Linked DNA regions of Homo sapiens: all the other regions are linked to region 2. A link is a loop called in an ENCODE intact Hi-C map of the cell type or tissue named here. Cell type or tissue: B cell. All regions are shown on one strand. Links, peaks and the distances in the headings refer to the core of each region. The heading gives the core; the rest is flanking DNA. Region 1 overlaps CCR9 (C-C motif chemokine receptor 9). Region 2 holds the start of LZTFL1 (leucine zipper transcription factor like 1). Region 3 overlaps FYCO1 (FYVE and coiled-coil domain autophagy adaptor 1).

Region 1 (10,867 bases), core at 3,541-8,540, 51 kb before region 2:
CCCAAGGTAACTTGGATGACAACTGGGAAAATCTGACATCTAGTCCTGACTCCATCTCCAATATGTGAGCAAGAGAAAATCCTATTGCAAAGAGAGGGACCCAGGAGCAGGATCCTGGAGGCGGCTCTTCAGGCCAGGGCAGCTGGAAATGGCCCACAAACGCAAAGAACTAAAGAAAACTCGTCTCCCTATTTTATATGTGATTAGTCCCTTGGCTTGATTAATCCATTTCAGTTTACACTTAGAGATGTTTCTTCTAGCATTGGCCCTTGTCTGGAAACCCAGTCTCTCGAGAGGACAGACCTCCTAGGTGACACACATTTTAGAAACATGCCAGGAGAATCCTCCCAACGCTGGACACGGGAACCAGCTGCAATCATGGCCCCACTAAGACAGTCGTCCTGTAGGAGGTGAGGTTTGAGTGGACTTTGAGTGAAAGAAGAACTTGAGAATAGAAGGAAGACTGTGAAGAGCATGGAGACCCCACAGTGGACATCACAGCAGGTTTAAGAGGTTGGGAGGATGACCTTTTGGAGGAATCTCAGTAAAACAATGCAGATGAGCAAGTACCGACTGTGAATCCACACAATGAATAAGTGCTAAACTTGCTTTTGAAGTTTTTTTTTTGTTATTTGTGGGTTGGTGTTTTGTGTTTTGTGTGTTTTTTTTTTTTTTTTTTGGTCAAATAGCTTTAATAGACTCTCACATGAGCCTGAGCCCACGGCTGTGAAGCAAATCGCAAGCAGCCTCACAGATGAGGGCCCAGGGGTCTTGCTGCCTGGAGTTGCTTCTCCGGTCCAGCAAGCCTGCTCTCCTCCTGCTGCAGCTCCAGGTAGCGAGGAGCAGCATGGATTTTAAAGACATGTTAAGAGGAAGACAGACAAGGAAGAAAGAAGAAGGCAAGGGAGGAAAGAGGGCATGCTTGGCAGAAGGACAAGCACAAGGGACGACTTTGGTTCCTGGGGAACAAATGAGAGGGGGCAGGTGGGAAGGCCAGCATCACTTAGCTGTGTTAGTCCTGGGCTAAGGTCCTGGAAGGAGATGGATTCCTGGGCCAGCGAGGGAAGGTGATCTGGAGCGGGGCCTGGAGGAGACTGCAGGAGCAGAATGGGAGAAATTGTGCAGAAATCCCAGGACCTGGGTGACCCAGCTTTCTCCACTGCCCGGTGAGCAGGCACAGCTAACACTCCCAAGACTGAATCCCAGACAAGGACATTGTGTCCTGCTGGAAGCCCAGGGGGCATAGTTTTTCTGCTGGGTGAGAATTAAGGACCTCGTGCTTTTGCATGAAGTTACTTAGTTAGTTAGGTTAGGGACTCCCCAGGCATATTTTTTAAGTGATTGAATTTTACACCCCAAATCTAGATTTATATAAAATTTGTCAGGACCACGAGAGGAATCCTGGAACAACACCCCCTGTGTCATGACTCACACTCATAGTTTTGCACATGCCTGATGGATCTTAGACATCAAATCCTCTGGAAATCCCTCAGTAAATGTAAACAAACCTCAGTGCACAGCCAGGGCAAGGGGCCCATCCTGCCTGTCTGTGTCCTGGCAAGCCTCTGAGCCCACAGGCTGTTGCTCCCACACAGGCACGTCCTCTTCCCTCAGGAGTCCTGGGCTCAGAAGCAGCAGCCCAGGCGTCCCAGTTGTGAACACCCAGAGCAGGAAGAAGGTCCCAGAGCTTTCCAGGGCCTCCTTCTCTGGCTCATGTGTTCTCTGGAAATCCTCAGCCAAACCCAGGCTCAAGATGCCCCTCTCTGGGGAATGGACAGAGAAAGGGCAGGGACTGTGCTTGCCAAGGCTTCCATTGTGCCTTAGCACCAAGAATGGGCACAAGGCAATGGGGGAGATGGAATAAGAGAGGGCACAAGAAGGAGGGAGGTGGGGAAAAAATGAATTTGTTATCAGCAGGGACTCTGGCAGACACCTTGGCCCCACACTTGAGAAAGTATTAAATCCCAACATTGAGACCTGGATTTCAGTGCTTTGACATTCACCCTGAGGGAGGAACCCAGCAAAGCTATGATTGCCAACAGCACCCCTCAAGGGCTATTCCTCCAAATTTCTATGAGACCTTGAACCCTCAAACCACCTTCCCCAGTCTCGGTCTCCTCATCTGTAAAAAGGACTCTGCCTTTACTGTGACGCTGAGGGAATGTGGGGCACCTGCATGGGTGACTGGCCCAGCACATCCTCAGAAAGGTGGCCACAGGGTGCCACGGCTACTTTCCATGGAATATGGGAGTCAGGGCCACAGGGGTCCCATCTTCTTCCCATTTAGATGGCGCCAGACTCCTCTGACAAGAGCAGGTCATTACTGAGGTGCAGTTTCCTTCTTATCTGGGGCTGCTTTGCAGAGTTGGCTATTATCCAAGATCCCAAATGATAAAAGCAAATGACTGGCAAGCTCAGAAGCAGCCCTGGCTCTGCTGCCTTCATCTACTTCTGTTTCCACAGCCTCAGGGATTGAAAGGTGAATTTAATGCAGGAGAAACTGAAGAGTCTACTTTTTGTCAGAATAATAGTTACTTCACCAGGACCAAATTAATTACTTTTTTGTTGTTATGGATATAGGTGCAATTAGGTAACTATACATATGTAATACTAATGAATCATTAGCATATCATAAATAATTTAGTTGATAAACTGTTTCAACCACCACTCTCCATAGATCATGGAAACCCACAATGTACTGTGAGGCAGTTTGTTAGCCCGCCTGCTAGGAAGTCTGGATTTCAATTATCTACATGTAAAACCCAGGCTTTCCCTTGGAGAAGAGCAAAATCAAAGCCCTTAGGTAATTTTATAAGGCATTTATGAATGTTACAAAAGCATGGGAAATTAATTTGATTCTACACTTAATTACATTCGGCTGTAAAAGAAAAAAAGATTCTCTGGATTATGATTTGACTCACTGATTTTTTTTTTTTTTTTTAAGACAGAGTCTCGCTCTGTTGCCCAGGCTGGAGTGCAATGGCGTGATCTTGGCTCACTGCAACCTCCACCTCCCAGGCTCAAGCGACTCTCGTGCCTCAGCCTCCCACGTAGCTGGGATTACATGCGCATGCCACCACACCTAGCTATTTTTGTATTTTTAGTAGAGATGGGGTTTTGCCATGTTGGGCAGGCTGGTCTTGAAATCCTGGCCTTGGCCAGGTGATCCGCCCGCCTCTGCCTCCCAAAGTGCTGGGATTACAGGCGTGAGCTACCACGCCCAGACTGACTCACTAATTTTTGCTCAGCTCTTGGTCTCTTTCAGGGGAATGTATACTGTTACGTGTTTTCATAAGGTCTACATAATGTTATGCAAGAAATACAACTAATGTGCCCACCATGGGTTTTTTAAAAGCAAATTACATGAATTCTCCCTTTGCCTCATTTGTCTGAGTTTTAGAACAGGCATATGGAACTAAGCACACCCTAGTTAAAGATGGTTAAAAATCCTTAGCTGTTTATAACACCACATTTTCCTCTGTCTCCACAACATACCCCAAAGCATAGCTGCCTCTTTGCATTTGCAAAACCCTCTGTGCTGGACAACAACCTACCCAGCAATGCGCATTGCCAGGCAGAGATCTTACCCTGGGAAACCACACAGATAAATCCTTCCCCCACAGTGGATCCTTCCCACACCCCCTAAAAAGGGAAGATGAGTGTGTGTTTTGAGGAGCCAGAGGAGCACGGCTGTACTCACTGTGAAGTCTGTGGGTGTCATGGTGGGTCAGTCAGATGCAAGCCTGCTCCTGGAAAAGGGACAAAAATCAAAAAGTGGACTGGCTTGTAAACGAATAGTAACAACCAAATGCCAAAAAGATGGAGATTAAATTTTAAATCTGCTTATTCTTCTGAAAAAAATATTCCAAGCAGGAGTTAGAGTCTATATAGTATTCTAGATTTCAGAATCATCTGAGTAGTCCACACAGAAATGAATGAACCTCTCCTTTGAAGTTATCATTCACTTCTTTGACTCTGAGGGTCACCTGATTCTAGCATTTGTTTTCTTTCTACTTAGACAATAATTAGTACATCTCCCATCCACAAATGAGGAATGGCAGGTGGGCTGTTACATTTTTCCCAGCTCATCCTTTCTACATTAGCTCCCTTTCCCTTGATTCAGCTTGTCTGTCAAGTCCTGTTTTGCTGACTGGTTCCCCTTCCCCCTGCTCTATCAGCTAAGGGACTCACCGAAGCTAACAGGACAGTGGTCGCTTTGAGAATGCCCTGGGCTCTGGACTCCCCAGGAAAAGGGCCTTTGAGTAACCAGGTGGCAAGAAGAACATGAGGGCTGGGTGGTGCCCACTGGGGTTGGGGCCCCTCCCTAAAAGACCCGGTGCCCCCAGAACCCACCTTTCTCCTCTTTACCCTGACTTCAGCAGGAAAAGGAAGTCCTAGGTTTGTGTACTGAAGAAAATGAGTTCTAGTTCCCTAATGCACAGGGCCTCGGAACTGACTGAAATAAATCTCGAGTTGTCATTTTCATGTGTTTTGAATTTCTTTAAAGCCCACCCCTACATAACCAAAGAAACAACAGCTTGACTGCCTTCGAGGACGAAGTCTGTGCCTGAGCTGGGGCATTTCCTTTTATACCCTTAGCGAGTACATTTCAAGGAAACCTGTCCAGCATCACACCCCAAGGTTCTCGAAAAAAATAGCCTCTTTCATAAATCCTATAAAGCCAACCTGTTGGCTTCCTTTCCATAACAACATCATGACCCCACCCTGCTTTTCTGAAAGTACAGTGGTTTCCAATGCATAATGTGTGGTAAAACCACTTTGGAAAACTGGCAGTTTCTTAAGACGTTATACATGCACTCACCATGTGATCCAGTCATCCCACTCCTAAGTATTCACCCAAGAAAATTGTAAGTATATGTCCCCATAAAGACTAGTATGTGAGTGTTTATTACAGCTTTACTCTGTGGTAGGCAAAAACTGCTAACAGCCTAAATGTCCATCAAGTAGTAAATGGATAAGTTAACTGTGAAATATCCGTCCAATGGAATAGGGAATGAATGACCGATTCACACAGCAACATGGACAAGTCTCCAAACAATTATGCCAAGTAGCCAGACCAAAGGGAGTTCATACTGTATGATTTCACTTGTATAAAACTCTAAATAATGCAAACTAATCTATACTGACGGAAAGCAGAATCACTGATGTCCTGGCAATAGAGAGAGAGAGAAGGGGAGGTGGCTGGGCATGGTGGCTTACGCCTATAATCCCAGCACTTTGGGAGGCCAAGGTGGGTAGATCACCTGAGGTTGGGAGTTCGAGACCAGTCTGGCCAACATGGTGAAACCCCATTTCTATAAAAATACAAAAAATTAGCCAGGTGTGGTGGTGTGCGCCTGTAGTCTCAGCTACTCAGGAGGCTGAGGCAGGAGGATCACTTGAACCTGGGAGGCAGAGGTTGCAGTGAGCCAAGATTGCACCACTGCACTCCAGCCTGGGTGACAGAGCAAGACTCCATCTCAAACAAAAAAAAAAAGAGAGAGAGAGAGAGGGAAGGGGAGTGTGGGAGGGCAGGAGGGCAGGTGGGTACAAAGGAAACCTCAGTGGGGGATAAATATGTTCACTGTCTGGGTTGTGTGAGAGCTTCGCAAGGGTGTATGTACGTCAGAACTTACATTCTGCATTTTAATATTTGCAGTTTATTATAATTGGACCTCAATAAAGCTGTTCAAGTAAGGCAGGAAAAAGCAAAGTACGATGAAAACCTTCTGGCACTTCACTTCTCAGTGTCATCTCCGGCTGTCAGCAGGCCCTGAGGAGGAAAGCAACCAGAACTTCCTCCTGGTAACCTCTCTGCTGGTAGCTTTTCAAAAGTGCACTGGAGTGCCTTGTGCTGTTGTAGCCAACTTGAGAGATCACTACGGACCCACGTGGGTTTTTTTTGTTTTGGTTTGTTTTTGTGGGTTTTTTCCTTTTATTTTAGCTTCAGGGGTATATGTGCAGGTTTGTCATATAGGTAAATTGCGCGTCATGGGGGCTTGGTGTATAGATTATTTCGCCACCCAGGTTAATAAGCATAGTACCTGACTGGTAGATAGTTTTTTTATCCTCACCCTCCTACCTCCCTCCATCCTCAAGGGGGTCCCAGTGTCTGTTATTCCCTTTTTTGTGTCCATATGTACTCAACATTTAGCTCCCATTTATAAATGAGAACATGTGACATTTGTTTTTCTGTTCTGTGTTAATTCACTTAGGATAATGGCCTCCAGTTCCATCCATGTTGCTTCAAAGGACAGGATCTTGTTCTTTTTTATGGCTGTGTAGTATTCCATGATGTATATGTACCACATTTTCCTTATCCAGTCTATCGTTGATGAACATTTAGGTTGATTCCATGTTTTTGCTATTGTGAATAGTGTTGGAATGAACATACATGTTCACATGTCTTTATACCCATATGTTTTTAAGATTAAATTAGATAGATAGATAGACAATTTGTATATGTATATGTATGTGTGTTTCACATACATATTTCCTGTCTCTGTCTGCTGAGAGGACCTAAAAGCAATGATACACAGCATAATTAGCACCTAGTGCCCTGATCTTGGAATCTAAATATCTTTCTCCACTAAACAGCCAGGGCTCCTTGGAGACATGTAACTACATGTTGATGGTGTTGGATTTGAAGACCAGCTAAGTTGGTCTTCAAACCCCATACCACCAACATGGAAGCAAACCAGTGTCACATTTGTCCTAAAGAGTTGAGGAGGGAAGACACATCATCTTTATTCCTGGAAAAAAGGTCAACCTAAATCAAAGAATGAGGAAGCATCAGAAAAACGCAAAATGAAGGACTTTCTGCAAAGTAATTGGCCAAATATCAAGGTCAAGTGAGACAAAGAAAAACTGAGAAACCATCTCAGGTTGAAGGAGACTAAAGAGACAGGACAAGTAGATGCAAGGCAAGAACCTGGATTTGGTCCTGGAGTGGGGAAAAAAAATAATTGTGAAGGACATTACTGGGAAATTAAGGGCATTACAATAGGTGCTGTGAATTCGATGATAGTGCTGCATCCGGATTAAATTTCCTGATTTTGCTGACTGCATTGTGGTTTTACAGGAGAATGCCCCTGTTCTTAGGAATTATCCCCTGAAGTATTTAGGGGCAAAAGAGAACAGTGTCTTTGGCATATTCTCAAAGGATTCAAAAAATAAGCAAAAAATGCAAAAAATTAATGAAAACATATGTATATAGAGAGAAGGAGAATAATAAAGCCAGTAGGACAAAATGAAAACAATGGTTTGGGTGAAGGGTTTATAAGCATTCTTTACACAATTTTTCACTTTTCAGTGAGCTTGAAATTAGATACAAGTAAGACTCACAATAAATTTTTAGAAGAGAAAAAAATATTTTGGCAATTGACCCTAAGACACAAGAAAGCCTGGAACAGGACTGTGTCTGAAATAAAAATGAGTAGCCCCAGCCTCCGGCCGTGACCTTACCCAGCCACCTGGGCATTCACCGAATTTCACTGCAGCCCTCTGGGGGCCAGGAAAACACTGACATTTATCTGAAAAATGACTTTTTTTGTTACAAAAGTAACACACGTGTTTGCAGGAAATTTGACAAATACAGAAAAGCCGAGAGGAGAAAATCAAAATCACCCGTAATCTTCCTACCCTAAAATAACCACTTTTAACTTTCTGTTGTTTTCCCTCCCAGCCGTGTTTCTATGCATTCGTACACTTTGAACTTTTATTTTCTTTTTCCCACCTAACGGATTATGAACATTTCTTTCATCATTAAACATTCTTCAGACAGGTGAAGGCATCAGCTACCTGGCATTCCGACAGGGGCTGTGCCCCAATTCATTTAAACATTCCCCTCTGTGGGGCAATTCACCTGCTTCTAACTTCTTTTTATAGTTATTTTGAAATATTTCTCAGGTGAATGAAAGATGCATTTTCTTCAGAAAGGTTGTATTCTGCCCCTTTCCTCCTAAGCCGAAGAACCAAGAACTTTCCCCAGGCAGTATTTCTGAACGGTTCTGACATCTTCAGCTCTGTGGAGTGATTGCTTCCTGCTTGGCATGACTCCAGGTGCCATCAAGAAGCCCAGTGAGCCTCTGTTTTGAAATAAGAAACTCACCCAGCAAGCAGAAAAGCAGCCACTTTGGAGCTGAGCATTACTCTTCTTTTTTTTGCCCCAGATGAAAAATGCCCAGTTGAGTTTGGAAGACCTCAACTCAGCAAATTTTATTTTATTACAGCTTGGGGAATACGGAGGTTGATTTTTGAGATATCAATTAGAAAACACTTTATATATGTTATATATATATATATGTTATATATATATGTTATATATATATTTATATAAATATATATATATGTTATATATATATTTATATAAATATATATATATGTTATATATATATTTCTAATACCCAGGGCTTATGTCACCTCCTTTTTGCTTGCATGAAAGGACTGAATATTAATCATGTAATACCTGAGAAAAATTCCCAAAGAAAGAAACCACAAAAAGAAGAAAGAATGGCTTTGTTATAGTGAGTGACAGCAAGTTTCAGATTGGAAATAGCAATAGATGGTAACGACATTGGTAAGAGTTTGGAAAAAAGGCCTCCACACTGCTGTGAGGAGTATAAATTTATGTGATCTTTTTGGAGGGTTAAGCCATATCTGTCAAAATTTACAAAGCACAACATCTCTGACTCTGCAGCGCATCTGCTTGGAATTTGCCCTACTGGTATTCTCACAAAAGAACACAAGGGTCCAGGTATAGGGATATATGTTGGAGCAGAACAAAAATTGGAAAACAACTTAAATATTCAGCAATTGGTAATATTATGACACATCAATCCAATAAACCATGTGTAGCCAATAAACAAGGATGGTCCTCATGCTGATAGAAAAGAGGTCCTCAAGACTATAAGATTAAAATGCAACATGTAGGAAGACTTATGTTGTGTGATCTTTAAAAAAAAAAAAATAGAAAAAGACATACACTGCACTGCTCACCAGCACCGAAACATTTTCTGGAAGGAGACTGAACCACTGTGACCAGTGGAAAATGAACTTTCATGTTTTCATTTAGATTTTGCAAACTATTTAAATATCTTACCAAGTGTGTAAAATTTTATTTTAAGAGCTGTCATAAAAATAACTTGTCAGATTTAAAAAAAAAAGAAGAAGAAGCCCAATGCTCTAACGTTCAGCACACCTGTTTACAAAACTCATCTAGAGGAGGAACTTGTAGCCTGCTCCAGCTACCGCAGAAAGAGCAAGTCTAGTAATTACATTCACCGAGGCTACTTTATGCAACTAAGTTGTACACTAGCTTTCTATAAAGGTTTCTCTTTATTTTTTTTTTTAAAGGTAATATATAAACACAAGCCAGGCAAGATGGCTCATGCCTGTAATTCCAACACTTTGGGAGGCTGAGGTGGGAGCATCACTTGAGGCCAGGAATTTGAGATCAGCCTGGGCAACAGAGCAAGACCCCATCTCTACAAAAAATTTAAAAATATGCCAGGCATGGTTGCCTACCCTGTAGTCCCAGCTACTCAGCTGGCTGACGCAGGACAATCGCTTGAACCCAGGAGTTCAAGGCTGAAGTGAGCTAACATTGCACTGCTGCACTGCAGCCTGAGTGACAGAGCAAGACCCTGTCTCTAAAATAAATAAACAAATAGTATATATCATGTAATATATTATGGTGTATAATAGAATGTAATATATTACAGTTTATAAAATATGCATCTGCTTCTGGCTCATAGAAAATTTGGAGAGAGCCAAAGAGTAAAAACAGGACATACCCCTCCCTAGAGCCCACATCTAGAACCTCCACAGACAGCCTTGCCATCTATTTCTCTTTCATTTTTGTCAGAATACTTCTCAAATATTTTATTCTCCCAGCTACTAAGTCTCAGTGCTTGCTTTCATTTTTGTCTTGCCAGTGAGAAAGCGGGAAAAATATAGGGGGGAAAATCCCACATATGACCAAACATACTGAGAGTGAGGACCATCTCAGCGGTCTGTCGGGAGTGGATGGGCAGTTGACTCAGCACTGTGGCAAATCTCTCCCTTGCTGCTCAGTGAGGCCTTGTTGCAGGTGCCATGGGCCATCCATCGAACCCACTTATTCAATGTGCCTTGAGTACCTGATACATTTATTTGGCTTAAACAATGTGTAAGACATGATCCATGTCCTCAAGAAGCTTGCATTCAAATACACTGAGTAAGTCATGGCTGCAAATAACAACAAAGGGAAAGTGCTATGAGTTGTGGTAGGAATTGGAAGAAGGAGGTCATGTCTTTAGCTCTGGGGAGAATCCAGGAGGGCTTCATTGAAGAGGTGACATTTTTGCGGGTCCTTGAAGGCCGAAGAGCATGGAGACATGCAACGAGGGGAGGGAACATTGCTCCAGGGTGGGAAAACATATGCACTAAGGCATGAAAGTCAGAAAGCATGGGGTATGTGCAGGGACCTGGGAGATAAAGGAAGGGAGAGAGCTGCTAATTCTCCAAAAGAGAAAAGTGCCTATTAGAAAAGTTAGCTTGGAACCTATTATTATCCAATCACTATTTTTGTATTCTCTAACATTCTTACGTAGCCAACATGAAAATCAGCATGGGGTTATTGTGCACACAGCATCTCCCCACACTTATAGCCTCTGATGCTTACAGCACTAACATCAAATCAGATACTAACATGAGTCAGGAATGCAGGTCCTTACTTTGAACTTTGTACAATTTGCTACACGGAGCTTGAATCATCTCTTACATTTTTTCATAGCTCTGCTTTTTGTTCCCTACACGAGGCAGGGTCTCTGAGCCATCTATCAGATCCATCCACTCACCATGCCTGGATCAGATGCCTGCCAACCGC
Region 2 (10,867 bases), core at 5,558-10,557:
AAGTTATTCTCCACAGTCTTTTTTGTGGATGATTTAATGAAGACATTCTTACCACGTTTCTGCTATCCCTGTACTTGGGTTAGTTTTGCAGGCTGACCGGGTGGAAGTCAGATAAATTCCCTCCATTCCTAGAAAGACATTCTCCAATTAGCTTAACACTAGTCCCTTAGATTGGTGTCTTAGCTTCAATGGTAGCACTAGACCAGATATGTAACTTTTCTTTATATCACCCTGGGTTTTAGTGTGTTCAGTTATTTTTTTCCCTGCCCAGGTCATTCATTTCCTGCTTAATATTTTTAGCAAAGCAGTGACATTTTGGCAATATTGACTTCTAAAAGTAAAAGCTCATCTAACATTTAATCTCTTAGCGTTTGTAAGGAGTCCACATGCTGGGCTGTTTCAGGTATTGGTGCCCGTGTTTGCTATGTTCCCTCTGTCCTTTCTGCCTTGCTTCTCCCAGGCTAACATTTGCTAATCCCTGAAGGTTCAATTCAGGGATTTTCCTCAAAGCTTTCCCTGAAACCCTAAATTGAGCTAAGTGCCCCTTGCCTGGTTTCCTAAAAGGTGATCACATTATGTTGACATGACATGATCCTCTAATGGGTCCGTCTGTCCTGCTGGATGGTTAGCATCCTTGAGAGCAGGGACCTTACTTCATCTTTGTTCTCCCAACAACCGATAGACACTTTAGACACAGGGCCGATGGCCTATAAAAATGTTTGAAATCAGAAATACACAGTTGCACCTGAACAACATTGGTTTGAACTGTGTAGGTCTACTTATACATGGATATTTTTCAATTAATATATTGGAAAAATTTTTGGAGATTTTTGACTATTTGAAAAAACTCACGGAAATATCAAAAAATTCGGATTTTAATTAATGCATAAAATATATGTAAAGGTTGGTCTATTTTATAATTCACTACCCTAAAATATACACAAATCTATTACAAAAATATAAAATTTATCAAAACTTATGAACAGAAACACTTAGAGACCACATGGCACCATTCACAGCAGAGAGAAATGTAAACAAACATAAAGATGCAGTATTAAATCATAACTGCATACAATTAACTGTAGTACACTTTGTACTAATGTAATAATTTTGTAGCCACCTCTTGTTGCTAGTGCAATGAGCTCAAGTGTTTCAAGTATCAGCTTAAAATAGCTATGAGGCTAATTATCTCCACCTGAGCAGTTCATCTCTCCAGTAAATTATGTGTCATAGTAAAAAAGTGATTTCCAGCAGTTCTTGCATATTTTGTGTGTAGCGCAATACTGTAAGCCTTAAATAACATCATGGGATCCATACAAAGTGTCACTAATGATGCTGGAAGTACTCCCAGTAAGCAAAGTCATGATATTACAAGAAAAAGTTGAATTACTTGATATGTACCATAGATTTAGGTCTGCAGCTGCAGCTGCCCTCCAGCATAAGGACCATTGTAAAAAAGAAGAAAAGGAAATTCATGAAGGCGTCACTGCATCTACTCAAGCTGCTGCAAAAACCTTGTACTTTTGGTGAACTACCTTTTTATCTTGTATTAAAAATGCAGCTTTTATGTGGGTATAGGATTGCTCTAAGAAAGGCATCTCTAATATAGTTTGAGAAAAAGTGAAGTCATATATGAAAACTTAAAGAAAAAGGAAGATGAAGGATCTAAAGCCAGAGAATTTAGTGCCAGCAAAGGATGGGTCGATAATTTTAGAAAGAGGTTTGGCTTTAAAAATATCTTAGTTGGCAGCTTCTGCCAACTAAGAGGCAGTAGGTGAGTTTCAAGACACCACTAAGAAAAGTATTGAAGAGAAAGGATAGCTGCCTAAACAGGTTTTTAATGCAGATGAAAATGCCCCATTCTGGGAAAAAAGATACCACAAAGGACATTTATTCATAAAGAAGAGAAATGAGCACCAAAATGTAATAGGAAAGGATTATCTAACTCCAATGTTTTGTGCAAATGCAGTGAGGTTTATGATCAGGTCTGCTCTTGTCTATAAAGCTGCAATCTCTGAGCCTTGAAGGAAAAAGGTGAACACCAGCTGCCAATCTTTTGGTTGTACAAGAAGACCTGGACAACAAGCACCCTTATTCTGGATTAGTTCCATCAATGCTTTTGTCCATGAAGTCAGGAGGTACTTTTCCAGTAAGGGACTGACTTTTAAAGTTTTCTTTTTATATTGGACAATGCCCCTGGCTACCCAAAACCCCATGAGTTCCATGTCAAAGGTGTTGAAGTGGTCTACTTGCCCCCAAACACAATGTCTATAATTCAGCCTCTAGATCGGGGGTCATAAGGACCTTTAAGGCTCATTGCACATGGTTCTTTATGGAAAGGATTGTCAATGCTGTGGAGGAGAACCCCAGCGGAGACAACATCATGGAGGTCTGGAAAGATTACACACCACTGCAGATGTCATCTTTGCTACAGGAAAAGCCATGAAAGCCATCAACCCTGAAACAATAGCTGGAGAAAACTGTGTCTGGATGTTGTGCATCAGCCAAACAAGGAAACCATGAAAGAGATTGTAGATATGCAAAATAAGAACAGGGGCAAAGGGTTTCAAGGTGTGAATCTTGGAGAAAGATTCAAGAGCTAATAGACACCACACCAGAGGAATTAGCTGAACACAAGTTGATGGAGATAAGTGCTTCCGAACCAGTGCCAAATAATGAGAAAGATGTAGAAGTAGTGCCAGAAAACACATTGACATTAGACAATCTGGAAGAATGGTTTCAATTATTCAAGACTGATTTTGACTTCTTTTATGACATGGACCCTTCTATTATGCAGGCACTGAAACATGCAAATGGCGGAAGAAGGACTGGTACCACGTAGAAACATTTTTAGATAAACAAAAAAGAAAAAGTCAGACAGAAATTATGCATTTCCATAAAGTTACACCGAGTGTGCCTTTCTCTCCTGACTCCCCTTCCACCTCCTCCAACTCTTTCTCCTCTGCCACCCGAGACAGCAAGACCAACCTCTCCTCTTCCTCCTCCTCCTCAACCTATTCAAAATGAAGACTTTTATATTATCCACTTCCACTTAATGAATAGTAAATATATTTTCTCTTCCTTATGATTTTCTAGTATTTTCTTTTCTCTAGCTTACTTTATGGAAATAATATAGTATATAATACATATAATGCATAATGTATGCTCATGAACTATTTATGTTATTGGTAAGGCTTCCAGTCAACAGCAGTCTATTAGTAGTTCAGTTTTGGGGGAGTCAAAAGTTATATGTGGATTTTTGACTGTGCATGGGGTCAGCACCATTATCCCTTGTGTTGTTCAAGGAGCAACTGTAAATGCTTGGGCTCAAAATATTAAAAGAAACCACAAAATATAAATTAGTAATTGTTTTATGGAATGTCTTCAAAGTGTAGCATTAAGTCAAAGTAGAACTCAAACAGTAGTTATATAAAAACATAAGGGTTAAGTCATGAGAACTAAATAATTCATTCTCAAAAACTCCTAAAAGTTATATAAATCACCTCAAAGTTACATTTAACATGGGAAACAGGGATAGCTGAATATGTCTGCTGCCTTATGATATGCTTTCCAAGAGAGGGCATGTCCAGGGCCAAAAGCAACCCACAAACACAGTATCTGGAACCCAGTAGGAACTCACAAATGTTTGTTGAGATGTTCCTGTTTATCTCCAATTTAATTCTGCAAGCATAGCTCAGAGCTTCTTATAGCCCAGCCATACTATGTTATTATATAATAAATATTTCTTCCTTCAAGGAGCTTGCAACATAGTAGTTGGGAAGACAAACTCATATAAGCTGGCTAAAAATGACATTTCCGTTTGAGTTCACTTTATTTTTCATATTTTATTTATCCATCCCATTGAGAAAACTTCCAGTCATGAACACAGCTATTCATGACACAGCTATTCAGCTCTTCCAATAGGACTACACAGCCCCAGCTTTGTAGGCAAAACTTTCTGAGCAAATTTAATTTTTTGTTTACATTTTCTATGATGAAATGCAATTGGTGAACACCCTTACATTGCCAGAAGTCCATGGAAACATTTAGTGAAGACCACAGATCTAGGAAGACCCACATTTCTGAATAAGACACTCTTAAAGGTGCTCCATCCTTGTATAAGCTGTCAGTATATCTCTTTTTGTAGTTTGCCACTTGTAATAATAATAAATGTACATCTCTGGACACTTCTACTGCAGCACCTGATGAAAATTCTGGTTCCCTGTCCAAGACAACTCTCAATTTCACAATCATCACACTCATCCCCAACTTTTCCACACTCCTGTTAAAACCTAGCCCAAATTCCACTGCCTTCTGGAAGACTTTTCTGAATCTCTCCTCTCCAGCCTCAACAGAAGTGAACTATCTCGCACCCTCTCTGAACTACCCTACTACTTACTGTCTACTTTGAAATTATTCTGCAAGCTTGAATTCTCCCTTCACTTGATTATAAGGCCATTTTTGAAAGAGACCAATCCCATCTTGTTCATTATTCCCTTCCCCATTGTGTCTTGCGAGTATCCAGATTTCCATTAACAGCTGCTGAATATACAGACTGAGCTTGTGGGTTTAACTGAAATGTATATGCATAAGGGAGTATGGAAAGAGGAGCTGGTGCGTATCATCATCTTTACAATCAATTTTTCTTGTACTTTACAAGAAGGTATTCCCCACAACCAATTCTTAAAATTTTTTGAGGTAGACTTCTCATTTTGATGGTTTCGGTGTTTGTTCCCTTTGGGGTGTTGTTAATGCATTGAGATTATCAGTGAAACTAATCTATCATTTGGGCTAAGTAATTGCCAACATCCACACATTCTTAGAGGGAGTTGTATTTTATGGTGAACCACTTCCTTGCTTGACCTGCTTTAATGCATGTGATAGTGATTTCACTAATCTAGTTTGTCAGCACTCTCCAATACCCTGCTGGTCACTAGGGTGTTTTGAAAGCAACTGAAAATAGCCTCTTGCCTACTTCAGGCCTACTCAAATGCATATCTCCTGTAAAGAGCCCTGTAATCTGGGCCCTTCTCTTCTATAAGGTCTTGGCTACTTTCTCAGCAGCCAAGGTGGGGCAAGATGGGGAAGTTGAAGAGAACTTGTATGGTAGAACTTCATGCAAGAAGCCATGCTGCAAAGATCCTGTCTTCTTAAGAATAATGTCCTAAAATAATTTCCCCTATTTTCCACCTACTACCAGTTCAATATTTATCAAACTTTTCTCTTTCCCATATAACCTTTCAGATTTTTACATTTTCTGTGTATCACCTATTTTTTTTTTACTTAATCATTTTCTTCATTTCCTCTTTCTACTTAAGTAAAGCCTCACCTTAGTCCCCCTGCATCCCCCCAAAATTTATAGTGCAGGGGCAGCTGGGGCTTTCTGAGTCCCTCCACTTCTTCCCTCAGATTTTCCCCTCAGATTTTTTCCTCAGACTCACTATCATGGCCACAGAACCTTGCACACAACAGGGGTTCTGTAAATAGTGGCAGAATGAGTGAATCTGTTGGCATCCCTGAGGAGGCCATGATCAGCTTTCCATTCCTCCTTTTGCCAAGTCTAGGTTGCAAACACCCTGAAACTGGTGGTCTTAGTATGATGACTGGGAACTTATAAAGTCATAAGTCTCATTTCATAATAATATAAAAAGAATTTATCTTCATTTTATTTATGTTGAACTCTGCTAAAAGGTAAAAAATGGACTTGTGTGCCTCCCTCCAAATTTACACACACACATACACTCACACATACACACATTTTAAAAAACTGTCACAGCAATTAAAATAAATAAAAACAGAGCCTAAGAAGATCACTAGTAAAGTAGGATGGAGCTGTTCTCCCTCACGGCTCGAATTGTTTGCTTTGGTGACCAACCCGCACTAGTAAACAACCTGAAGTACAAGTTCAGCCTTTTCATGAGCCAAATTCATCACTTTTGAGACTAAAATTCATGTTCAGATTTGCTGACACTATTTAGACAGCTTATGTAACAACACTCAACTCTGTTGGGTAGATTGGCTAATGGTGATTAACCTCCTTGGTATAGAAGATTTTAGATTAAAGCAGAATTTTAAATTACAATAACTAGCTGATGGAGTTTTGCAGAACAAATTTTAAAATCCCCAAGCCACAAATGTAATATTTGCATTATACACACGCTCCTTTCATTCCCTTGAATTGATAACACTTCGCAATCACAAGATTTGGCCTGGGAGAAAATAAACGAGCTTTTCAGCAGTGCAAGCTGATGACCAACTTTGTTTACTGATCAGTCATAAAAGTTTTTATGAACTTCATCTCGCACCCACAACACCTTGTAAAGTGACCCTCTCACTATGTGAACACAACGAATGTCTACAGAGGAAAGAACCACGTATTATGAGGATTAACTACTGGAATGGAATGTGTCTATTAATAGCTCATAGTAGGCACTAAATAATGGCAACCAAATTCAACAACACTCACTAAACAGAAATGGGGAGGTGGGATGGTAAAGGGGAAGTTTAACTGAGCTTGGAAGGGGTTAATATTCAGGGTTGAGAGAATCTGCCCTTAGGAATCTTTCAAGAAGACAGGGATCCTGCCCAAATGCCATTGCAGTGCCAAGGGTAGGGAGCCTAGCCAAAGCTGAAGTTGGGCATACCCACGCCACTGCCTTCAGGCCATCATTCCGTGCATTGGAATGCTCCAGGTGACACACAGGAGAACCTTGTTTACTGTTCTTGACCCAAGGCTTGAGATCCTTCTGTGGGCAAATGCCTGCACATCACCTCTGTATCATGTGAGTGAAGGACTCTGAGTCCCTGGTATTTGCAATAATCGATCTCATCCTACACTTGTCCTTCCAAGCCAGTGTTTCTAAGAGTGGTCCTGATCTGTGATCACTCCTGGAACATCGGTTAAAAAGTGCAGATCCCAAGGACCCAAGCTAGACTTGTGAATCAGAATTTCTGGAGATAAGGCCCAGGAATTTGTTCAACAAGCTTCCATAGTAGTTCCAGGCATATGGAACCTTTTGAAATTCACTGCTCTCGGAGAAAACCCATGCTTTTTGCATTTTTTTTAAATGGAAAAATGTTGCTAGAGACTTTTAGCTGGAAATATAAGAGAAGATAATAACAACACAGTAATAATAATGGGCGGAGTCATGGGGAGGGGTCGTTTGAAGCTCTATTTGAGAACCTGCTGGCATTGGTGTTGTTGGCCTGTCTCAGCCACCCTGATGCTCAGGTAGGAACTCCTGAAAAAAAAAAATGTCTGGGCCGCGCCCTATGAGACCATTGAAAGGTCTGGGATGTCCATTCATCCTTGGGGTCACCTATGCCACAGGAAGTTCTGGACAAGAACTTCCCAACAATCCATAAGCGGACGCCACGAGGCGCGAAGCGCGTTGGTGGCCACACGCAACTCCAGGCAGCCCAACCCTCCCGCTACCTTCTGCAACTGCAGTCAGCTCCCAAAAGTGAACTGGCACAAAAAGGTGGGACTTCCGGCCCTGGAAGCCAATGCGCATGTGGCAGTCAACCGGTTACGCAATACTTCCTGTCGCGTGATCCTGAGGACCAATGAAAATGCATAATTGCAGTCCACGTGCCTCGGTTTCCGTTAGCAACCAGAGGCTTCTAAACAACCTACCCTCCTTCCCCATTTTCTGTGGTCCAACTACCCTCGGCGATCCCAGGCTTGGCGGGGCACCGCCTGGCCTCTCCCGTTCCTTTAGGCTGCCGCCGCTGCCTGCCGCCATGGTGAGTAACCGACCCTCAGGCGCCGCACCGCGCACAGGAGAGAGCGCGGCCGGGGCTGGAGACACTGAGCGGGTGGGCCCGGAATGATTACGTGGCCTCGTTGGGTCTGGCCGCACCTCAGCCTCCCTGAGAAGGGGAGCTGCGCCGGGCGCGAGAGATTCGGTTAACCGCAGCCCAAGCCCTTCTGGGGTAATCCTGGGTGAAGCCTTTTCCCAGCAGCCCAGCTCCGCCGCATCGCTTCGTTTCTCTCCTGCCTGCGGGGGCTGGAGCCAAGGCACAACTCTTAGGTGGCAGGTGAGGAGAGATAGAGGAAACTGCTGCCGGCCTAAGGTGCACGGCAGGGTTCTTAACTCTATTTCAAGAAGCTCCAAGTTTACGCACACACACACATTAACACATACGCAGGGTTCTCACTCAGTTTCAGGAAGCTCTAAGGTTTACACAGACACACGCGCGCGCGCGGTAACCAGAGGAGCAGGGAGAACGAATCCAGCTTTCTGTGTGATTGAAATCCAACTTTCTGATGTGGAGGTGACTTTAAGAATCCCAGCACCCCGTATTACAGCTGAGGAATTTGGGTGACATTTCCTTTGTTTTGGCTTGCTCAAAAAATATCATTAATCCCTCCAGCGAATATAGCATGCCATCTTAAATACCAGTCATACTTAGAACAGTGCACAGCACTGAAATGTTCAGGAAAACGGATGAAACCAGGGTTGAGAGCACCACCTGAAATAGCTACTGAAATACTTCAGCAACCAGAATTTCTATTTAGTCCACACTGTGTTCCAAGCGCTGTCTGGGAGCTGAGAAGACACCTGTGAGCTAAACAGATTGCTCCCTCCCCTTCTTGAGTTTAGAGCCTCTCCACTCATTCTCTTGATTTCCCTAAAATATCAGGAGAACACGTTGAAAACAAATCACAAAAAAATTGGTATCTCTTCCTGTTCTATCTTCTGTCATTCCTTTCCATCAGTTAACAACTGAGGCTTTGGAATCAGGCTCAGGTTCTTCATTAGTAAATTGCAGATAATAACTACACAAGACTGTTAATATGATAAGTAAGATAATGCGTGTAAACAGTGCAGTACCTGTGAAAATATTAAGCATTCAGTATCTGATAGGTATTATTAAACTGTGCTCATTTTTATCATTACAGTTTCCTCCTTGTACTTATCTTAAATTGTATATGGATTTGTGGGCATGGTTAAGAACAGGGAACCCTTTCTGGTACCTTACCCATTTCTCTTCTATCCCCTTCCCCCTAAACACACATACACAATTTGTGGTACAATTTCAAGACACTAGCTTGGCAATGCTCTGGCAGGATTTCTTGCTGTATGTTTTCAGCTCTTTTTATTATTATTTTAACGGAATATTTCTACAATAAAATTCAAACAAATTCTGACTTCCCCACTTGGATACCTCCCATTGTTTCTAACCATTTTAGGACTGATCATCATATCTACCTCTCATTTAGCAGATAGTAAAACTAATGTCATTGGGGTTAAGTGACTTGGTAACAGACTGTTACCAAGGTAGATAGTTGCATAGCTAGACCTAAACCTGGTTTCTAATCCAGTGCTTTGTCTATTATACCACATATCTACCTATTCCATTTCCTCTCTAATGATTTGACATAGATACATATAGTATATGTGTGGAAGTAAAGGTTTGTGAATAGCCGTTTCCTAGGCTGATGCTATTTTTCCTTTTGAACTCAGCTGTCCACTTTTACCCCCTTTCTTCATTCCAATCCATTTTAAAGGAACTTTTCTGTCATTTACCCTTCTCAGTTTGAGTAATTTTTCCTTCTTGGTCCTGGGACAGTCTTAACTTTCCTTGAAAGGAGGGAAAGGAATGAACAGATAGGAATTGGCCACCTGCTGGCACAAGGCACTATGCTAGGTGTTGTGCATTATAAGAAATGGTTCATGCCCTCATAGAGTTTACAATCTACTTGGAAGAGCAAGACCTGAAAAAAAAGATAATCAATAATACGAGGTAGTAATCAGCCTGTGACGGTACCAAAGAAGTAGCAGAGATTATATATGCTAGGTTTTGGAGGAAGGCATACCTATAGAGTTACTGAGGGCATATTGGGAGATGGCACAGAGTAGGTGAAACAGGTTAGGCCATGAAGGGTGGGTAGGAATTCAGTGATGTGGTGGAGCATGTGTGTACTGGCTGGTGAGATCCAATTGTATGCATTTCTTCTTACCTCTTCATTCAGTGACATTATATTGGTGGCTTGAAATCAGCCATGATGGAAGTATTTATGCCATGGAAATCAGCAGTGCTACAAATCAGGCCCCCCTACCTAGAAAACCTGCTGTTAAATATTTACCATCATACCACTGGGTAGGATTCAGATTCTCAAATAGGAATGGAGAGATACTTTAGGATCAGAGTAACATGAGTGAAAGTCAAGGCAGGAAATTTTAAGTCATGTTTCAGGACTGATGAGCAGACTAGTGTGGCTAAAGTAGAGTGTTCATTTAGTAGAATCCTGGGAAACAGGGTAAGAGAGTTTGGGAGGTTTTGGGAGAGCAAAGAGTGTAAATGTAATACTATAGACAGTGAATAATTATTAAGAATCTGGGCCGGGCGTGGTGGCTCACCTCTGTAATCCCAGCACTTTGGGAGGCCGAGGCAGGTGGATCACGAGGTCAGGAGATCGAGACCATCCTGGCTGACACGGTGAAACCCCGTCTCTACTAAAAATACAAGTAATGAGTCAGGCGTGGTGGTGGGCGCCTGTGGTCCCAGCTACTCGGGAGCCTGAGGCAGGAGAATGGCATGAACCCAGGAGGCGGAACTTGCAGTGAGCCGAGATTGCGCCACTGCACTCCAGCCTGGGTGAAAGAGCGAGACTCCGTCTCTAAAAAAAAAGAATCTGTATTTATGCTTTGTTTTTAGCAAATTGTGACATTGTTTTGTGATATTTCTAAATTGTGGGATATTCTTGCCCATACTAATGTGTGACTATCAGAGATAATATTGTCTCTAATGTAGGTAGTCAATTATTTTTAGTGTGTAATAGAAATCTGTCTTGTTATTCACAACTCAAGTGCATATATGACTGTAACCTGTTGTACTTGAGTACCTTAGAGATTTCCCT
Region 3 (5,000 bases), core at 1-5,000, 88 kb before region 2:
GGTGTCCATGTGGAATCTTACAATGGACGCCAGATGCAGCTGAGAAGATGGACTATATCAGAAGGCTGGGAGGCTTGTACTAATTAGGTGAAAGGGCGAGGCAGGGAACTGGAAGGAGAAATGGCAGAGAAAAAACAGATGGCTGAGCAGCAGGGCATCTTCAGGAGAGCAGCAAAAAGCTGTGCCTCGGCACTTGCTTCCTGTCCATGAGGGCCGTGGAGCAGGTCAGGCCATCCTCAGTTCCTTAGTTCCCATGGGCTTTAACCTCCACACAGGCAAAGGTGTCATCTGTATTTTTTACTGCTGTCTCCTCCGTGCCTAGACCTATGCCAGGCATGTAGTTAGCGCTCAGGAAGCATTTGTTGGAGTGAGCTGCCCATCCCATAATTAAGCATGTTGGCCAAGGTTACCCAGGGCTTGTCCTCTCAAGAGTCTCCGAAGTCTCCAGCCACCTCTGAGCCACAGATGACCTGGCCAGTGGACACAAACACTTTGCCCAGTCAATCAGGTCCCTCTCTGTATTTTTATTTTAGGATCAAAGTACCCCTCACAGTGGATGAGATCGCCAGCTTCGGGGAGGGTAGCAGGGAGCTGTTTGTGAGGTCCAGCACCTACAGCCTGATCCCCATCACTGTGGCCGAGGCAGGCCTCACCATCAGCTGGGTCTTCTCCTCTGACCCCAAGAGCATCTCCTTCAGTGTGGTCTTCCAGGAGGCCGAGGACACACCGCTGGATCAGTGTAAGGTAAGGCTGGGCTCCCTGCCTGTGGGCTCCTTACACACACATCTGGGTACTTGGGCAGGCCTTTCTCAAAGCAGGGCAGTGGCCATCCTATCCTCTGCTGGGCAGGCCTCACTTGGAATGTTCTGGGCAGTATCATGCAGAGAAGGCAGAGCACCTGGGCCTTGTCCAGTTTGGGGAGAGAAAGACCCAGAAGTTCTGGAAAGCTGTTCTCAAATGTCTGAAGGTCACACCTGTGTGAAACAGGTACAGTCTGCCCTTGGGATAGATGGGTAGGTGAAAGAGGAATACAGACGTATGACTCAATTTAAGGATCATTTTCTAATAGAGCTGTGCAAAGCAGGAATGGATCACCTTGGGAGGTGGTGACCTCTCTTCCTCTAGTTTTTAGCTTAGGGTGCATCTCAACCCGGAAAGGTGTCAGTAGAGACAACCCCAATGTCACTTGGGTGGTCGAGCTTGAAATCTTGGTGGCAGGTACCAGTTTATAAATTCCTAAGACATTCTAGGCATGGAATGTTGACAGTGCCCGGACTGTTGTTCTCAACCTTGGCTGCAAATTAGAGTCTCTAGGGGTGGGATCCAGACATCTCCAAGTGATTCCAATGAGCAGCCAAGGTTGAGAACCACTGGTGTAGATCAGGGGGTTGAAGCCAAAGTGGAAAGGATGAGGTGGAATCCAGACCACAGGGACAGAGGTTGGGCAGGGCTCCATGGGTGGCTGATTCAGTATGGGGCAAGGAGAAGGGAGACCCATGCCTGAGGTCTGAATTTGATGCCTGCATCTCTGCAGAGAAAGGGTGTAGAGGGATATGGGAGGGAGAGATGGTTTGCATGGAAACACAAGTTCCATTTGAATCATTCTGAGTGAAAGAAATGGTAAAAGCCGTTGGGCCTGCTGGACTGGAGCTGAAAATGGATCCTAGTCTGGGAATATGACTGCAGAAATCTCCATTTTGCAAGAATTGCAAGGATCAAGATAGGGAAAAGCTAGCTGAAGTCATGTGAAACAAGAGTTCTGTGAAGTCTTTGCAGAAACATCTAATAGTCCCTTGTGTGTTTGGTCCACTGGGTGCCCTCGAGGGGCTTGAGGCTGAGGGATGAGGAGGGCCCAGAGCAGGAGAGCCCAGCTAGGAGACACATTGGGCCACACAGCAGTTCCTGCTGTGGCGCTGGCATCCCATAGAGGAACACGTACCCGTTTGGGTTTGCTCTCCTGCCATCCTGCCCTGTTGGAATCTGCTCAATGCAGGGATCGCTTTTGTCATTTCTCTGCTTTTCAAACTCACTCTCAAAATGTAACTCTACTCCCTTGGGTTGGCCTTGTTTATTGGAATCTCATATTCTGTCTTATTTAAAACCGCTCTGCCCATCTTATTCTTTTGGGGCTTGTAGCCAGCTCCTCCTACCTACCTCTGGAGCCCTTCCTTCTTGAGCAGTTCTGAGCCCCCACCCAGGAGGTCCTGGTGCGGCCAACATGCCTGTCAGCTCCACACTAACAAACGGCAGCACTGCCAAGAGCTGCCCTTGCCACTCACCATCACGTTCCCCAGACCCACCAGGCCCCCAGCCCTGAATCCACCCAGATCAGACACCGTGAGTGTTTGTGGCAGGGAGGGAAGGGACGAAATCAGGGATCCAGGCCTTTGCTGTTTTGCCTGCCCATATGTGGCTGGGCTGTGGGCCTCTCCCCTTGCTCAGTCCCTACCCACCGAGTCCTCAGCAGCCTGGGGTTCCTGTGTGGCTCTACCAGGAATCAGGAACTTGGGGACCTACTGAGCCTTCCTCCTCTAGCTTCCAGGGGGCCCCACTGCCTTTCCCCACAGTGACACCAGGGGGCAGAAGGGGCCCGTGTACAGGATGCTTAGGTGCTCCTCTGCCTTCACAGGCCACTGTCACCAACCACAGATGGGGGTGGCTGTTATCTCTGCCTGAGGTCCCCCAAAGAGACCATGGCCAGGGTAGCCTGTTTCCAGACATGTGCCCTCAATATCTATCCCGGGGACTCCCCGAGTGCACTCCTGACCAGCCTGGGCCTTAGAGGAAATGACAGATGCAGTGCAAATTGCAGCACTCAGACTTCATGATTACGGAGGTATAGACACAAGGAATTATGCTGTGTATTTGCAACCATTTATTGAGTGTGTCCTGTATACTGGACTCTGTAGGGCCCACGGGGGATAGAAAGATGAAGGGATAACATGGGATCTCCCGTTGAGGAGCTCACTGTGTAATCAGAGAGAGACTCTAATAAATAGACATTTGTGATTCCAGGTGGTTTCATGACAGGGGTGGGTGGGCACTGTGGGTACCCCTGGGAAGGATGCCTAGCCCAGCCTGGGGAACAGAGATGAGGAAAGGAGACCCCTGGGCGATGATGAAGACCACAGTGGAGGAAACCAGAAGCAGCATTGTGAGGTGAGGCGAGGGACCTGTGGGCTTGAGGAGAAGCATCCAGGTGGATGGAATAGCACAGCAGAAGGCCAGCCCCGTTTCTAGGGGCACCTGTCAGACACTCTCCACCCTGTGCCACCCTCTCTCCAGACCCACTTCCTCCATTATAGTCATAGACTCGACACTGAGATTGGAGAGTGTGAATCTAGGGGAGGCACTTGATGAAAGAAATTATGAACCAGGTTACCAGTGTACACACCGCTGGCCTGAGGCCCAGGGACAAAGTGGAGAATTGGATCCAGACTCTGTCCTCTCTCTGGGCAGAGGATCCGTCTTTGGCCAGAGGTCGATGGCCTGTTGGGGTGGGCTTCAGAGGGAGTCAGAGGAGGAATCAGCTGACAGCAAGGACCCTTGACTTTGTTTTTTAAAACAGCTTTATTGAGATATAACTCACGCACTTGGAATGTACAGTTTAATGGTTTTTAGTATATTCACAGAGTTGTACCACCATTACCACTGTCTAATTTTAGATTCTTTCCATCACTCCAAAAAAGAAATTCTGTGCCCATTAGCAGTCACTCCCCAACCTCTGCCCCCAGTGACCACTAATCTATTTTGTGGATATGCTGATTCTAGATGTTTCATGTGAATGGAATGAATGAAAAACAGCTGGAATGAATGAAAAGGCTACAGAGTAAGATGTTTTAAAGAAATGAAGAGTATCATTTTCAAGAACGCACATTAATCTATGTTAAACATGCCCTCTTCAGGGGACCTGCCTTAAGGAGCTCTTGATGTTGCTTGTAATCAAGGTAGTGAGTGCGAGGGTGTGCAGGGTGGGCACACCAAGGTCCCCATGCAAACAGCAAGCCTTCCCCTCCAGCAGCTCCTTCCCATACACCCCTGCTGCAGTGTCTGAGACCAGGCCAGAGTTGTTAGGTTGTGGATCACAGAAACAGAACCAACCCCTCACTCTCCCGGGATCCTTAGTCCCTGGTGGAACTAGAATGTGATAGAATATTAATGGAAGTAAATGAGACGCCGTGTGCAGAAGAGGCAGCACAGAGCCTACGTGTAGCAGGCCCTCAGTGTACACTCTTTGTACACCTTTGTCCCCTCCAGCCTTGTCAGGGGCCCGTCCTACTCCCTCACCACTACCAGCTGCCAGCCTGAGCAAGCACACTGTTGTGTTAGGAACACAATGCTCGCTCTCCCTCCCATGCCTTTTTGATTCCCCTTTTGATTTCCCTTCGATCCACACGTTTGAATTTGTTATTTAGTTTTCAAATATTTTGAGATTTTCCAGAGATCTGCTCTTGATTTCTAATTTAATTCCATTGTAGACCTAGAACATACTTTGTATAACTTGAATCCTTTGAAGTTTGAGAGGTGTTTTCTTAATGGCCTAGAACAAGGGTGTCCAATCGTTTGGCTTCCCTGGGCCTCGTTGGAAGAATTGTCTTGGGCCACACATAAGATACACTAACACTAACGATAGCTGATGAGCTAAAAACAAAGACAAAAACAAATAAAAAAACTCATAATGTTTTAAGAAAGTTTACGAATTTGTGTTGGGCTGCATTCAAAGCCTTCCTGGGCCGCGGGTTGGACAAGCTTGGCCTAGAATGTGACCTACCTGGGTGAATGTGCCGAGTGCACTTGAAAAGGATGTACCTTCTGCTGTTGTTGGGTGGAGCGTTCTTTTTTTTTTTTTTTTGAGACAGTTTCACTCTTGTTGCCCAGGCTGGAGTGCAATGGCGCGATCTCAGCTCACTGCAACTTCTGCCTCCCAGGTTCAAGCGATTCTCCTGCCTCAGCCTCCCAAGTAGCTGGGATTACAGGCATGCGCCACCATGCCCAGATAA

Evidence for each region. A loop is a pair of places that touch in the nucleus more often than their neighbours do. Peaks named below come from ENCODE experiments on the same cell type or tissue, not always from the same donor. Only the 100,000 strongest peaks of a DNase experiment are listed, where the experiment ranks them.
Region 1: it touches region 2 in a loop (2.8-fold over the local background); 9 of 110 quality-filtered maps call a loop at or near these places.
Region 3: it touches region 2 in a loop (2.9-fold over the local background); 16 of 110 quality-filtered maps call a loop at or near these places.

What each region holds. Positions count from the first base shown.
Region 1 is chr3:45,887,788-45,898,654 of GRCh38, reverse strand. CCR9 (C-C motif chemokine receptor 9) reads right to left here. Exons shown (of 3, transcript NM_031200.3): 2 at 3,701-3,749. The coding sequence starts at 3,721. It also overlaps a transcript of LZTFL1 not described here. Among named protein-coding and RNA genes, the nearest start is that of CCR9, 6.7 kb to the right of the region's middle. In B cell, for the core only: no CTCF peak of the experiment used is centred there; DNase peaks (open chromatin) are centred at 4,204, 4,344, 5,684 and 8,054; H3K4me3 peaks cover 529 bases; H3K27ac peaks cover 3,076 bases.
Region 2 is chr3:45,838,868-45,849,734 of GRCh38, reverse strand. LZTFL1 (leucine zipper transcription factor like 1) reads left to right here and starts at 7,616. Exons shown (of 10, transcript NM_020347.4): 1 at 7,616-7,746. The coding sequence starts at 7,744. In B cell, for the core only: no CTCF peak of the experiment used is centred there; a DNase peak (open chromatin) is centred at 7,554; H3K4me3 peaks cover 1,642 bases; H3K27ac peaks cover 1,234 bases.
Region 3 is chr3:45,926,815-45,931,814 of GRCh38, reverse strand. It overlaps FYCO1 (FYVE and coiled-coil domain autophagy adaptor 1), which reads left to right. Exons shown (of 18, transcript NM_024513.4): 16 at 534-744. Among named protein-coding and RNA genes, the nearest start is that of CXCR6, 14 kb to the left of the region's middle. In B cell, for the core only: CTCF peaks have their summits at 2,395 and 2,595 (motif pointing right); a DNase peak (open chromatin) is centred at 2,574.